2 separate regions of the Homo sapiens genome follow, and region 2 is linked to region 1. Evidence: chromatin contacts called from ENCODE Hi-C data. All regions are on one chromosome and are shown on one strand. The core of a region is the stretch at or near the end of the contact, and the rest is flanking DNA. Distances in the headings are between cores, read along the strand shown. Region 1 holds the start of STX18-AS1 (STX18 antisense RNA 1 (head to head)). Region 2 holds the start of MRFAP1L2 (Morf4 family associated protein 1 like 2).

Evidence for each region. Hi-C counts contacts between places; a loop is a spot of excess contacts on that map. Pooled maps may share reads with other maps.
Region 2: a loop to region 1 is called in a pooled map, with 8 times the contacts of the local background. The contact joins the promoter of MRFAP1L2 here to the promoter of STX18-AS1 in region 1. A Hi-C loop is called at or near these places in 7 of 50 pooled maps.

Annotation. Positions count from the first base shown.
Region 1 is chr4:4,538,094-4,545,856 of GRCh38, reverse strand. STX18-AS1 (STX18 antisense RNA 1 (head to head)) reads right to left here and starts at 3,726. Exons shown (of 6, transcript NR_037888.1): 1 at 3,382-3,726; 2 at 950-1,119. STX18 (syntaxin 18) reads left to right here and starts at 3,809. Exons shown (of 11, transcript NM_016930.4): 1 at 3,809-4,060. The coding sequence starts at 3,893. It overlaps LOC124900165, which reads right to left and starts at 3,726. Exons shown (of 6, transcript XM_047416490.1): 1 at 3,382-3,726; 2 at 950-1,119. RefSeq lists enhancers at 3,641-3,935, 3,660-3,939.
Region 2 is chr4:6,667,562-6,675,324 of GRCh38, reverse strand. It overlaps MRFAP1L2 (Morf4 family associated protein 1 like 2), which reads right to left and starts at 1,250. Exons shown (of 1, transcript NM_138699.3): 1 at 1-1,250. The coding sequence starts at 1,112. The coding sequence ends at 753. LINC02482 (long intergenic non-protein coding RNA 2482) reads left to right here and starts at 1,444. Exons shown (of 2, transcript NR_134665.1): 1 at 1,444-1,641; 2 at 4,332-4,597. RefSeq lists a silencer at 946-1,175 and an enhancer at 1,648-2,256.

The DNA of each region.
Region 1 (7,763 bases), core at 2,477-4,976:
GTCAACTTGACTGAAGGATGCAAAGTATTGTTCCTGGGTGTGTCTGTGAGGGTGTTGCCAAAGGAGATTAACGTTTGAGTCAGTGAACTGGGAAAGGCAGACCCACTCTCAATCTAGGTGGGTACAATCTAATCAGCTGCCAGCATGGCCAGAAGAAAAGCAGGCAGAAGAACATGGAAAGACTAGACTGGCTTAGTCTTCTGGCCTACATCTTTCTCCCGTGCTGGATGCTTCCTGCCCTGGAACATCAGACTCCAAGTTCTTCAGCTTTGGGACTTGGACTGTCTCTCCTTGCTCCTCAGCTTGCAGATGGCCTATTGTGGGACCTCACCTTGTGATCATGTGAGTCAATACTCCTTAATAAGCTCCCCTTTATATATACACCTATCCTATTAGTTCTGTCCCTCTAGAGAACTCTGACTAATACAATGTCCTTGGTTGGCTATGCTCCATGTCATCTTTACTTAAGGACTCAGGCTGATGGAACATTGGAACATTAAGGGTTGTCATAGCAGAGGGAAAAGAGCATCGTGAATCATACATTAGCTCTTAAATTTGCTGCCCAGAAATTACACGTTGGTTTTCACTGGCAGCCTACATCTAGTCTCCTTGCATAGGTGTTGCTGCTGTAGTGAGCTATATTTAGGGGTGCCAATACAGTTGATCCTTGATGACTCCTCCACCCCTCACAGTTGGAAATTTGTGTATAACTTCTGACTCCCTAACATCTTAACTAATAATAGCCTACTGTTGACCAGAATCCTTATCAATAACATAAACAGTCCGTTAACACATATTTTGCATGTCATATGTATTAGATACTGTATTCTTTCAATAAAGTAAGCTAGAGAAAAGAAAATGGTATTAAGAAAATCATAGGAAGAGAAAATATATTTACTATCCATTAAATGGAAGTGGATCATCATAAAGTAAAGGTCTTCATACTCACCATCATCACATCGAGTAGGCTGAGGAGCAGGAGGGGTGGGTCTTGCTGTCTTAGGGATGGCAGAGGCAGAAGGAAGTCCGAGTATTAGTGGCCGCATGCAGTTCAAGCCTGTGCTGTTCAAAAGTCGACTGCGTATTTTTCAGAACAGTGTCTGGCCCACTCAATGTTTGCTGAATGCATAAAGAAAACAAAATTTGTATACTACATCCAACTGGGCAGTTGTGTGCTACCTCCAACAGGCCAGGCATGGTGGCACGCGCCTATAGTCCCAGATACTCAGGAGGCTGAGCCGGGAGGATTGTTTGAGCCCTGGAGTTGCAGTAGTATACTCTCACAACATTTCTGCACATCCTTTTAACCCACATCCCCTCTCAGCTTTATGGGGCTTAATATTAGTCAACTGTCAACTGAAGTCACTTTGCTCTTTTAAATTAAAGAGTAAACACAAAATGTAAAAAGCACAACCCCATATCCCATGGTCTGTGGAAAGTTCAGCAGCCTCCTCAAGATCTTTGTGACTTATTTAGGAATTTTATGTACTTGTGGTCACTTGTGGATTTACAGCCTGATGTTTTGAGCTCACTTGGGTCTTATATCCACCACAATCTTCTCTGCTCTTGCAAATCCAGACAGAAAACTTAGATCTTTGTCCCTACCCTTCTACCCAAAATATCCAACTGCACCAAACACACGGTTTACACAAGGCACCACTCACTGAAGGCTTGGTGTAGTTCAGCCTCCCTCCCACTCAAAGATCCTTCCCAGTTACCTACTTTGTACTTTCCCGGCCCCCTCCCTGGGTTCTGGCTTCTCTTTTCTTCCCCCCAATTCAATCCCCCTCACTTTATTATGCAGGGCAATCTCTCTTTCCTTCTACTCTACCCCAGGCTTAACTTTGCATGGCCAAAAACTGATTAATGTCTGGATTAAACAAAGGGCCATTTATGCAAGATAGAATCATTGGCAGAGATTTTGTAATTTCTTTCTCTTTTCCTCAGTAGGTGGAAGAAAGCTGTATGGAAATTTATTTTCCTTAAACTGCAAGAAGTGGCTACAGTTTGGGTTTAAATAATCTTTTCCTGGCCGGGCGCGGTGGCTCACGCCTGTAATCCCAGCATTTTGGGAGGCTGAGGCAGGCGGATCACGAGGTCAGGAGATCGAGACCATCCTGGCTAACACGGTGAAACCCCATCTCTACTAAAAATACAAAAGAATTAGCCAGGCGTGGCGGTGGGCGCCTGTAGTCCCAGCTACTCGGGAGACTGAGGCAGGAGAATGGCGTGAACCCGGGAGGCGGAGCTTGCTCCAGCCTGGGCGACAGAGCAAGACTCCGCCTCAAAGAAAAAAAAAATCTTTTCCTTCCTCCTTTCTGGTAAATATATACTTTCTTGACATCTATTTCTGATAAACTTTATTTTTTTAACACAGTGGTTCTCAAACTTTTGGTCTCAACTCTTTTGCACACTTAAAAATTATTAAGGGCTCTAAACAATTTTGGTTTATATTGACATTATCGACATTTACTATATGAGAAATCAAAACAAAAACTTGATGTTTTTGAAAGTCTTTTTTTGGAGTCTGGCTTAATAGAAAACAGCTGTTCTGCATTTACTCCGTTGCAATATCACAGTCTCCAGCAAACTCAACTGTATGCAACTCATAAGAAAATCAGAGCGAAAAGGCAAATAACATCTTAGTATTGTGAAAATTTTATCTTGATGACCATTAAAACTGCTGTTTTAATACATATTCTACTTGTGCTTCCTCTTTATGAAAAAAGAAATCTTGAAGAAATCAATGAGATTTTGAATTAAAACTGAACCATAGGCCAGGCACGGTTGCACGTGCCTATAGTCCCAGCTACTCAGGAGGCTGAGTCCGGGAGGATCGTTTGAGCCCTGGCGTTCCAGCTGTAGTGAGCTAGGATGGCGCCTCTGACTAGCCACTGCAATCCAGCCTGGGCAACATAGTAGACCCCCGTCTCAAAAAACAACACAAAACAGAACATGAACCTAAAATGCAGAAGAAACTCATTGATTGAGTTGTCAATTTTAATAGCTATGGCTCAAGACGGTACAATTAAAAACTATGCATGAAGGATGAAGAGAATCCAGCGGCATTAGGGCCACTCTTTCACCTTTGTCTCCATCTAAACTTCCTATTCATCCTTCAAATCTCTGCACAGGTGACGCCTTTTCTCTAAAGCCTCTTCCTTTACCACAAATAACAGTGATTATAATAATAACATTATTAACGATTACTACCATTTATTGGCCACTTACTAGGAGCCAAGCAACATCAAAACACAGCACGCGTCAGCTCACTTAATTTTCACAGTAAACCCCGAGGAGGATGCTGGCTTCACTTTAAAAAGAGGTGACTGAAGGTTGGAGAAGAAAGGCCTCTGGCCTCTAGCTCTGTGCCTTGCACACCTGATCTGTCTCAGCATTTATTGCATCCCGAGGGTCACCGTCCACGTGCCTCTATCCTGCTCAAGGTGAGTTCTTGCAGTCAAAGGTCAAGGGTGGCTCGTCTCCACTTCCCCCGCAACCAAACCGCCCGGTCTCAGTGAGGGAGCCGCCAGAAGGGAAGGAGCCTCCTAGCTTCCCGGTCCTCACGCTCCCGGAGCCCACACGCCCCAAACAGACACAGAAGAGCTCGCTGAGCTCTCCGCGCAGCTAAACCCTCCAAGCTTTGCTGGGAGAAACCGATGCCCGAGAGCGCGTCGCGAGGTTCCTCCTCCGCCAGGTGCGCCGGCTGAGGCCGGAACCTTTTTCCTCCCGCCGCGGTAGCAGGGCGCAGGCCGGAACCTTTCTTCTCGCGTCGCCGTTGCCGGGGGGAGGCGTGTGGGGCAGGACCAGTCCTTCAGCGGCCGGGTTCGCGCCGCGGTCGCCGGCTGCTTACGTGGGCGGGCCTAGTGTGGGGCTGAGGGTGCGGGTCGCTATGGCGGTGGACATCACGCTGCTATTCCGGGCCAGCGTCAAGACCGTGAAGACGCGGAACAAGGCGCTGGGAGTGGCGGTGGGCGGCGGGGTCGATGGCAGCCGGGACGAGCTGTTCCGCCGGAGCCCCCGGCCCAAGGGCGACTTCTCCAGCCGGGCCCGCGAAGTGGTGAGCTGGTTGCTATGGAAACGGCGGGTTGAGGAGGGGGCAGTCCTGCGACAGGGACCCCGGGCCCCAAACCAGACCCCGTCCCGTAAGCATTGTGTGAAGGGGGTGGCTCTAAGGGGGACAGAAGAGTTGGCCTCAGAGACCCTACAGCTTTTTGGGGGAAGGAACAGCCTTATTTTGAGGAAGGGGGACGCATATTGGGGAACAGATTTCTCCTGCGGCGACAGGGATTGGGGGACAAGAAAGGAGATCCTCAGAAATCTCTATCTGGAAAGTGCATGGGCGGCTTTGTGAGGTCATGAGTTCGCCGTCACTACAGACTTGCACTCAGGGGAAACCTCCTGACAGTCCTTCGCTTCCTGTTGCAGCACTGACCACACCATATTTGCCTGTTCTATTTACTTGTCTGCCTCCCACCCCTAGTTGAGATTAAAAACTGTATTCAGCCGAACTCTTTCTTCCCTTTGTCTCTGCAATAAGTAGGACTCAGTTCCTCTTGAGACGGGTTTAGGGTAATCTTTCGCAAACACAGTGTTACAGTCACCTCAACTACTTTCTGTTCCCTGATCAGAGCAGGTGTCCCTTCATCTCCCTGGGAACAGGAACCTTTTCCTTAAGGGCAGGGACAGTGTTGTTTTCATCTCAGAATGCATGACTCATAGCATTGCTTAGTAAATGTTTGTTGAATGAGTGAATGAACAAATGGCTGTCTTTCCCATTAAACAGAAAACTCCATAAGGGGAGAGCTGTTTGTCTTGTTCCCTTTTGTGTTCGTGACACCAAGGAGGTATCTAGGTTTTGTGGGGCCTACAGCTTATATAGTTCTGTCTGCCCTCTTCAAGAAATAAAAATCACCAAGAAAGATTCAGAGCTTTGGAAGATTGAAGAGAGGGACCCTAAAGCTTAAGCCTCATTAATTTCACAGTAAATCCTTCTCTGCTTGGCATACACTTGGCACTGTATAGACACTCAGATATTTTTGAATGAATGTAGTCATGCATGCATTAATGACAGTTAGCAGAGGATACTTAAACATTAGAAAGGGGATTGGACCAGATGAATACACTCGCCCTATTGATGACCGTCTATGAAGCACCTACCTTCTGACCAGCCTCGTGTTAGAGTAATATGATGTAAAAGCAGTGGTGGAGTAGACGGACATAGACATAAAACAAGTGCCATAAAGCCTTGCAGGTGTTGTGTAGGGCACAAAAAGAATGTGGTCAGTTCTACCTGAGGACCAGAAAAGGCTTTATAGAGGCGATGATGCCTAAAACAAATCTTGAAAGAGGATTAGTTGGTTCCAGTGCAGAAGGACATCTCAGGCTAAGAGAATAGTATGCGCTAAGCTGTGGAGGTAGGTAACAGTCTGACATAAGTTGGTTCAATAAACATTTGAGTGAGACTGGAATGTGGGACTCTCATAAAAATTGGACGCGGAGATCTTAAAGGGCTTTGTGTATCATTGCAGAGTTTGAATTTTGCCCTGTAGATGGTCAGATGTTATCTGGTAGAGAAAGCACCAGAGAAGGAGCCAAGAGACGAGGTTGTTGTCTGAACCCTGCAACTATTAGCTATATGATTTCATTAAGCAAGTTTTAAGACCTCAGTTTATTTACCTGTAAATGGTCCTTTTTTTCTCCTCCTCCTTTTAAAAAACTACCTTGGTCCTCTATATGTAACAAATTAAAGTGGGAGCTTCCTAGGTTGAAATAAGAGGAAGAGAAACAGGACACTCTCCCTCCCAGTTTGGCCCAAGCACTTCTTGAGATTCCTTTTGTAGAACTGTGGTATGAATATCACAGTATTGGCTTTTTAAGGGTCCCTTCTAACTCTGAAACCACTGATTTATTAACACTGTGCTAATTTTGAGTCCTGCTCAGGGAAAGGGGGGATTTGGGAATGGTAGAGACAGGAGGCACAGTTGGGTTGGCAAGCCCTTTGGAGAGCCCTGTGATCACTTCCACCTCTCCCTGAGTGGTGAAAATGTGTTTGAGTTTTGAGTTAATGGGCCTCAGGGACAGTAACAGTCCCATAGGGTGCTGAGTTCCCTGTCACTGGAAGTGATTAAACAGAGTGATGACTGCTTTTCAGAGATGTTTGAGAAAAGCTTTGTGCATATGTCACAGGGTTGGACCGCATGACAATGCAACTTGCAGTTCTGCTATGTATTGATGTGAGTAGGTGTCACATCACCTTAAGTGAGTTCATGGGCTGTGTTGTTCAGGGACACTGTCCCCCTGACGTAGAGGAAACATACATTCTTTTAAGCAATTTTGATTTTATGTTGTCATTGCTTTGTGTATTATCTCCTGTTCTTGCAACCGTTCCCCACTCCCCATCTTCTCTTGTGGGAAGTTTAACTAGAAGAGCTAGTGATGGATGTCCTGTGCTTTTACTACAATTAGATGTCAAAAGTTTGGCTGTTATTTTGTTTGGCCTGGATTCCTTATAGAGAAAAGTCTGGTAAATACCAGAAGCACATATTCTAATTCAGGTTTAGCCCTGGTTGTCAGACTTAATGAAATGTAATAAGTTATAGTATGCCTTTTGGTAAGTGCCTTCCTTGAAGCATTTGCTGTTACTTCTAGGATGCGTTTTATCTGGTTCAATTTCTATTCTTCCATTCCATTCCTCAAATATATGCCTGATGCCAGATTTCCATCTCACTGAATTGTTGTAGAGGTTATATTAAGTTGAATAAAATTGCATTGAAACTGCAATTTTATTGCAGTCCCTACCTTCCAACAACAGGCTGATTGCTTCTGCATCATTCTTTTAAACATTTAACTTTTATGCTCAATTTTACTAAATTTATATATACTCAAATGCATGTCTACCCATTAAATTACAAATGGAGAGTAACGACTTTTCAGATTATTTGGGGGAGGAACTTATATTATTCGAACAACTCCAAATAATAATGAATATGTCACTCTGCAATGGGAATTTGATTAGTTAACTCATTTGAAGTGTGGGACTAGTGAGGATGATGGGATTGGAAAGAGACCTGGGCCTTGGGTTCAAATCTCGCTTCTGCTACTTAGAAATGGGTGAACTTGGGCAAGTCTGACTCTCGTTTTCCATTTCTATAAAGTGGACGTGATAATACCCTACTTAACTCACAAGCTAAGTAGGGTAGCTTCTGAGTTACCCTACTCACATAGTCTATATGTATGTATTTTAAAAAAACAGACTGATTATTATTGTTCCCCCAAACTACCTCCCCCCTCCTCATGTAGGCCATTTAGACATATTTTCTTTAGTGGCACCAAGCTGTATTTTCCAAACCACTTAGTTTTCTTGCACTTTCATTCCTTAATTTAGTTAAGTGCGTGAGGAATGAGTGAAAATCCTGAGCAGGTACTGATGAATCAGCGGTGGTGCAGAAGTACTGTCTGCATTCGTAAAAGATGGTAACATTTCTTTGCCAAGGTGAAACTCTTTCAGTGATGGCAGATGTGTGGCAGGTATGCAGCTTTTACTTTCTTTTCTTCCTTGTGATCATGGAAGCCAGTGCTAATTTCTTAGTGGATCCCTATAGCTCAGAATCCTTTGCAACATTGTACCCCAGGAGCCGTTACCTGTTATTAGGCTTGACATTCAAGTTGAAATCTACTTGACATATAGTAACAGTAGAATCTGTATGCTTAAAGCAGACCCATGTTTGTTTGTTTGTGGTTTTTTTTTTTTTCACTCAAAA
Region 2 (7,763 bases), core at 1-2,500, 2.1 Mb before region 1:
CGAGTATACTTCCAAACTTTGAAAATACAATAAGATCACAGGAACAAATATGACCACGCAGCAGCGTACGTACTGTATAGGCCATATTCCTTTACGTGGGACATTAATGAAAAGCTGTCTTTTCCAAACTGAATGCGCCTATTAATAAAAAAATACACCTGACCATCTAATGCTGAAGTCATCCGCCAGGATGGTACTGGAAATTGAGTGGCTAATGTGGAGAAAACGCAGGCAGAAAAACAGGGGAGACAAAACGAAAGGCTCTCTTGGTTTGAGCCTGTCCAAGCAGCCACGACTCCTTATCAGGTGAACACAGTTCGTCAGTTGGCCACCTAAAGTACAAGTGGGAGAAATTCATCATCACAACATAAATTTTGAGCTTGATATTCTCATATCCGGGAGTCAAACAAACCCAACCACCTGTGCACAATGCTTCCACCTGCAGGAAGGTCATCGCAAACGCTCCAATCTCGTAACAACATTCACACGTTTCCAGCATGTACCTCCGCTTCACACCTCTCTCCCCCCACGTAGTGACCCACCAGGTCTACGTCCTGAAAATACTTCCAGTGGTCATGACTCTTTACAACAACATATCAAATTATTTTCTCTAATTACCTATGAAAAAAGAATGAAACCAACTCCGCGGAGAGCGTGGCACGGCTCTGCGCTCCCCTCCCTGCCTACCCAGCGCCTTCCACGCGGGACACTCCCCGCCGCGCTCCGCTCCAGACCCGCGCGGCCTCGCCGGCTCAGCAGCACTCGCAGCCGGCGATCCGCTGGTGCAGCTCCACGATCCGCCTGCCCATCCGCGCCGCCTCCGCAGCCTTCCTCTCTGCTTCGGCGCACAGCCGAGCCACCCGCTCCTCAGCCTCCGCACGCGGGCGGGGTGCTGGGGCCCGGGCGCCCCGCTCCTCTGCCTCCACCTCACTCTTGATGGCGTCGAGCAGGCTCTGGATCTCCAGCAGCTTCCTGCGGGCCCGCCAGTGCGCCCGGGCGCGCTCGCGCTCCAGGGAGGCCAGGTTCTCGCGGCCGGCGCGGGGCGCGGGGCTCAGCGGGCTGCCCGGCTCCTCGCGGGGCTCCCGCGCCTCGTCCGCGTCCACGGGCCGCATCACGCCGCCGCCTCTTCCAGCCCGCGGGGCACGCCGGGGCTGCTCACCAGCAGCGAGCGCGGAAGCCTCGCTGTCACCAACGACCAGACTAGCAACAGGTTGCCCCAACTTTCCGCAGCGAGGACGGTATCCAAAATGGGCTACTAGCCGTCGGCCAGGACGCTGCCACTGCGGCCCTTTTACGACACCTGCGGTCCTTTACCGCCACGCAGCAAGCGAGAACCGCATTCGGGGCTCCCGCCTCAGCGGTCCTGCGCGCGCACGCGCACTTGCACGCACGCGTACCCCCCCGCACGCATGCGCACCCCATGTCCCCGCCCGCTGTAGCGCCACAGCTCTTTGGGCGTTGATTCTAGGGTCAGGGCCCTCACTCACACTGCTGGAAGGTTAAAGTCGACTTCACGCTAGTTTAAGGAAATATCTGACGCTGATAACCATGTCCCAAGCACTGCTCTAAGTTCCCAATGTGTCCGGAATTGGTGGGTTCTTGGTCTCACTGACTTCAAGAATGAAGCCACGGACCCTCGCGGTGAGTGTTACAGCTCTTAAAGTGGCGCGTCTGGAGTTTGTTCCTTCTGATGTTCGGATGTGTTCGGAGTTTTTTCCTTCTGGTGGGTTCGTGGTCTCGCCGGCTCAGGAGTGAAACTGCAGACCTGTTACGGCTCATAAAGGCAGTGTGGACCCAAAGAGTGAGCAGCAGCAGGATTTATTGCAAAGAGAGAAAGAACAAAGCTTCCACAATAGAAGGGGACCTGAGCCGGTTGCCACTGCTGGCTCCGGCAGCCTGCTTTTATTGTCTTATCTGGCCCCACCCACATCCTGCTGATTGGTAGAGCCGAGTGGTCTGTTTTGACAGGGTGCTGATTGGTGCGTTTACAATCCCTGAGCTAGACACAAAGGTTCTCCAAGGCCCCAGCAGAGTCGATTGGTATATTCACAAACCCTGAGCTAGACACACGGTGCTGATTGGTGTATTTACAATCCCTGAGCTAGACATAAAGGTTCTCCACATCCCCACCAGACTCAGGAGCCCAGCTGGCTTCACCAAGTGGATCCCACACCAGGGCTGCAGGTGGAGCTGCCTGCGAGAACGGCACCGTGCGCCCACACTCCTCAGCCCTTGGGTGGTGATGGGACTGGGCGCCGTGGAGCAGGGGGTGGTGCTCGTCGAGGAGGCTCGGGCAGCACAGGAGCCCATGGAGGGGGTGGGAGGCTCAGGCATGGCGGGCTGCAGGTCCCGAGCCCTGCCCCTCGGAAAGGCAGCTAAGGCCCGGTGAGAAATCGAGCACAGCGCCGGTGGGCTGGCACTGCTGAGGGACCCAGTACACCCTCCGCAGCCGCTGGCCCGGGTGCTAAGCCCCTCATTGCCGGGGGCTGGCAGGGCCAGCCGGCTGCTCCGAGTGCGGGGCCCACCAAGCCCACGCCCACCCTGAACTCCAGCTGGCCCGCAAGCGCCGTGTGCAGCCCCGGTGCCCGCTCGCGCCTCTCCCTCCACACCTCCCTGCAAGCTGAGAGAGCCGGCTCTGGCCTTGGCCAGCCCAGAAAGGGGCCTCCACAGTGCAGCAGTGGGCTGAAGGGCTCCTCAAGTGCTGCCAAAGTGGGAGCCCAGGCAGAGGAGGCACCGAGAGTGAGCGAGGGCTGTGAGGACTGCCAGCACACTGTCACCTCTCACCAACATTCTAAATCATAAACACCCAGGCCGGGCGTGTGGCTCACGCCTATAATCCCAGCACTTTGGGAGGCTGAGGTGAGAGGATCGCTTGAGCTCAGGAGTTCCATACCAGCCTGGGCAACAAGGGAAAAAACCCTACCAAAAAAAACACAAGAAATTAGCTGGGCGTGGTGGCGCGTGCCGATAGTCCCAGCTACTTGAGAGGCTGAGCCGGGAAGATTGCTTGAGCCCAGCAGGTCGAGACCGAGGTGAGCTCTGAACGCCTGATTGCGCCACTGCACCCCAGCCCAGTGACAGGGCGAGACCCTGTCTCAAAATAAATAAATAAAAATAATAAACAACCGAATTCAGTGGTCCCGTTAGAATATTCCAGGCTCCGAGAAGCCAGGTGCTCACAGCGTCGGGATTTGCCCCCAGCCAGGGCCTCCGCTCCCTCTTGCCTCGGGCAGATGCTCCTGGAACACAGAGCTGCGGCCTCGGTGCTGATGCTGAGTGCTGTGACCCAGCCTCCCCCTACTTTTTTCCTAAGGGTATAAGCTTCACTCTGCCTGGGGCTTTGGCTGTAAGTTGGAGTCTGGCTTTACCCACTGTGGGCACCCAAGGCCAAGGTGGGTCTGATTCACCACTGTTTCCTCAGCCCTGCCAGGCTCTGAATATGCCTTTAGGAATCATTCTGGAAGATTTCTTTCTTCACTGGACTATATAAGTGCCTCTGCGAGAAAACAGGCCCTAGGGGCAGGTACTTAGTCAGTTTAGTCATCTGTTTCCTCAGCTTGAAATGGGCTTGGCATACAGCAGGAGCCCAGTAAATGTTGCTTTAATGCTCATTTCCCAAGAGATCTTTATTAAGCACCCACTGCATGTCATTGTGTCTAGGCTTATTCACTGTGTACCTCTAGCAGAAAGTTAAGGGGACCCTCCATGCTTGATGGCCAGAGGTCACTCTCAGCTCCTACAGGTCACTCTCCGGTCCTTAAACGTGGCCCTCTCCATCTTCAAAGCCAGTAAGAGCATGTCGGATCCTTCTTATCCTTCCAGCCTCTCTGTCATCCCCTTCTGCTCCCAGCTGGAGAAAACTCTGCTTTTAAGGGGCTTGCCATGGTCCAAATATGTGAGTCCCCCCAAAATTCATATGTTGCAAAGCAATCCCCAATGTGATGATATTAGGAGGTGGGGTCTTTGGGAGGTGATGTGGTCATGAAGGCTCAGCTTTCATGAATGAGATTAGCACCCTCATAAAACAACTCCACAGGGCCGCCTTACCCCTTCTGCTGTGGGAGGTTATAGCAAAAAGATGGGCTTCTATGAACCAGAAGTGGGCCCTCACCAGGCACCAAACCTGCTGGCACCGTGATCTTGTACTGCTCAGCCTTCAGAACTCAGAAAATACATTTCTGTTGTTTAGAAGACACCCAGTTTCTGGTATTTTGTTAGAGCAGCGTGAACGGACTAAAATAGTGCTTATGTGGTTGTGTAACAGCATCGATTCCATGTTAAAGAACAATTTTGCTTGCTCAATTATAATTATTGCTTTGCTTAAGTTTTAGACTATGCTAAAAACAGCCTCAGGACCTTCAGCACTGATCAACAATCCTGGGCATGGGCTGACCGACAGTTTTCACCCAGAGAGTGAAGATCATGGAGGAGCCATCTTAAATTCTGCCCAGCGCAGGCTCCCAGGAATCCTAATGTCACGATCTCACTGCAGCCAATGTGACAAACACAGCAGTAATTAAGTCTAGAGAGCTAAACACACCTCAAAAAGAATTGTCTCTTGGTATGAGTGGAATGGAATAAAATACATGGAAACCCACAAAAGTTTCGAGGTGAACATATTAGCAAAAATGCTCTAGCTTATCCAAGCGACAGTTCAAAGTGTCAAAGGACTTCTAGACTCCCAATCTTTCCACCGGCAGAAAGCAGGCTCAGTAGCCCAAACTGGCGCATTTTAAAATGCCCTTTTCAGAAGTGTGATGGAAAAAGAAGGATGTGTCAGTGCAGGCCAGTGTGTGGGGACCAATGGCAAACTGCAGCTCCTGAACTAAGAAAGACTTTCATATCTTTAAAAAAGAAAAGGAGAAATAGGAATATGTGATAGAGACTGTATGTGGCCCACAAAGCCTAACATATTTACTGTTTAGATCTTTACAGAAAATGTTTGCCAACTCCTGTGCTGCTGAGCCACTTCCAGGTTGCAGAACCAAAGCCTTACATTCCCTAGCTTTAAAGTAGAGGACCTGGCAATGTTTACTCCACCGAGTTTCAAAATAGCTATGTGACTGCTATTTCACCCCTTCATTCTTCCCTTACCAATGGGCCTTATCCTGTCCCTGTCTCATCACTGAATGTTGGGTCTAAGTGGACAATAACTTGTCTTTTCAAAAAGTGCATAAGCTTCTAGACCAATAAAAGCCATATTAGGACCTGATGTGGCTCACAAGATGCTAGACTTCTTGCTTGAGGCCATGATTGGAAGAAAGTAGGAAGGGGGTCCTTAGATGGGGGTGGGCAATTTTTCCATGAATAATGGGGGCAGTGGGCACAGATGATGGTAGGTAGTATAAATGACCCCAATTCCCCACCCCTTCATTCATCCATGTTCTCTGCCTCATGTCTTGCTTTGGCCAATGAGAGGTTCACAGAGAGGACACAAGCACAGGTTTGAAAGAGGCTTTCGCGGTTGGACTCGCTTTCCTCTGCGTCTCTGCCTTCGCTATGAGAAGAACGGGCACCGGTCTTGGGAAGATGGTGAGAGAAACACAGAACCAAGCTGCTCTAGACAGGCCTAGCCTAGACCAGGTGGCCCGCAGACCATTACTGAGCCCAGCCTGGATCATCCAACTCCCAGCCAAACTGCAGACCATGAGGAATGTTTATTGTTGTCACGGAGATTTAGGGTGGCTCATGCAGCAAAAGCCAGTTGATGGCCGTAGGTGGGATTATAATCCCGGATACATTAAAATGCCAGTCTCTTCTTTTCCCCATGTCTTCATTTGCTCACTCTCAGGTGAAGGGATCTTGCTTGGAGGCCCAGACGTTCTGGATTTTCTCTTTAGAAACTGTGGCTTGAAGCATCCTCTTCAGGAAACAATATTTACTCCTTTTGTATCTCCAAAACCCCTCCTCACCCCTTTTGCAACCCAAACCCAAGTGTCTTCTGTGTCCTATTTTTCTTCTTTTGAGGCAGAGTCTTGCTCTGCTGCCCAGGCTGGAATGCAGTGGTGCGATCACGGCTCACTGCAGCCTCGACCTCCCTGGCCCAGGTGATCCTCGCAACTCAGCCTCCCGAGTAGCTGGGACTACAGGCACATACCACAATACCTGGCTAATTTTTTTGTATTTTTTTGTAGAGGTGTGGTTTCACTATGTTACCCAGGTTGGTCTTGAACTGAGCTCAAGCAATCTGCCTGCCTCGGCCTCCCAAAGTGCTGGGATTACAGGTGTGAGCCACTGCGCCTGGCCAGCTTGTACATTTTACAATCAAGATTACAAGACTACTGCCAGCTGTAGGCCACATCAGGCTCTGAGAAGAGGGGATGTGGACAGAGGTAACCAGGACAAAAGGAAAAAAAAGTCCTTAATTTCACCTTCTCTGATGCCATTTAGTTCATGCCGATCATCTGTAATTCACATCTGTGAACTTTCAGCCCGTTTGGGAGAAGCCTTCCCTCAAGTGCTTAATTATGGCACAGGATGGTCTCTTTTACACAAACGACTGTGCAAAGACATAGAAAGTGGAATTTATTTCTATCAGAATTAATTCAGAAAATCTGGGTAAGTTCCACACTCCATTTAACACTCATTACACATAATAACTGGTCAGACCACATTGTGTATGACTTAACCCACATTACATGAATAGTCTAGGAATAACAAAAGAATTTACTATTTATTTATCTGAAACAATGTTGATTCTGGGTTTGGTAAGATTCTGGGCTCGACACAATTCTGAGTCATGCTAAATTCTTCCACCAAAGGCAGCTGCCATAATGGAGTGTCTGGTACAGGAAGCGCGAGCCACTGGAGTGTGGGACGCATCACGGCCACAACAACAAAGCTGTCTCCACGTCCACTGCTAGCCGGGCGGGGCAGTAAAACGTGGTGTCTTGCACGTTGTATTTTCAAGAAACGGCCACAATGCAATTGCTAACAGTTGCACCTGCTCTTCCAGAACCTTGCCATGCCCATCAAGAGGTGGAGTCTGTGTCTCCTCCCTTTGACCCTGGCGGGACTTTGTGAAGGTGATATGGCAAAGAGATGCTATGGGACTTCCGATGCTTACTCTCCTGGGTTTTGTACATTTGGACGCCAAAGCCACCATATACGAAGTCTGGCTCCCCTGAAATTGCCATGCTGTGGAGACTATGTAAAAAGATCTCTGGTCGGGCGCCCCAGCACTTTGGGGGGCTGAGGCAGGTGGATCACTTGAGGTCAGGAGTTCAAGACCAGCCTGGCCAACGTGGAGAAACCCCGTCTCTACTAAAAATACAAAAATTAGCTGGGCGTGGTGTGGGGTGCCTGTAATCCCAGCTACTCGGGAGGCTGAGGCAGAAGAATCGCTTGAACCTGGGAGGCAGAGGTTGCAGTGAGCTGAGATCGTGCCATTGCACTCCAGCCTGGATAACAAGAGCCAAACTCCATCTCACAAAAAAAAAAAAAAAAAGATCACTGAAAGAGATATCCGTATCTGGAAATGGAGTGCTGCCGAAGGATGCTGAAGAGACAAAGGAAGCCTATTGGCTTTGAGAAGGCTCTCAGTGGAGACCTAAAGAAGAGTGAGGCATCTGGAGGTGCTGCAGCCCACCAGGCTGCTGTAACAGAATGTCATAGCCTGGGGGGCTTAGAAACAAAGGTTCCTCACAGCGCTGGAGGCTGAAAGTCCAAGATGAAGGCGCTGGCAGATTCAGTGTTTGGGGAGGGAGAGCCCTTTCTCTGTGTTTTCACATGGCAGGAGGGGCGAGGGAGCTCTCTGGGGTCCC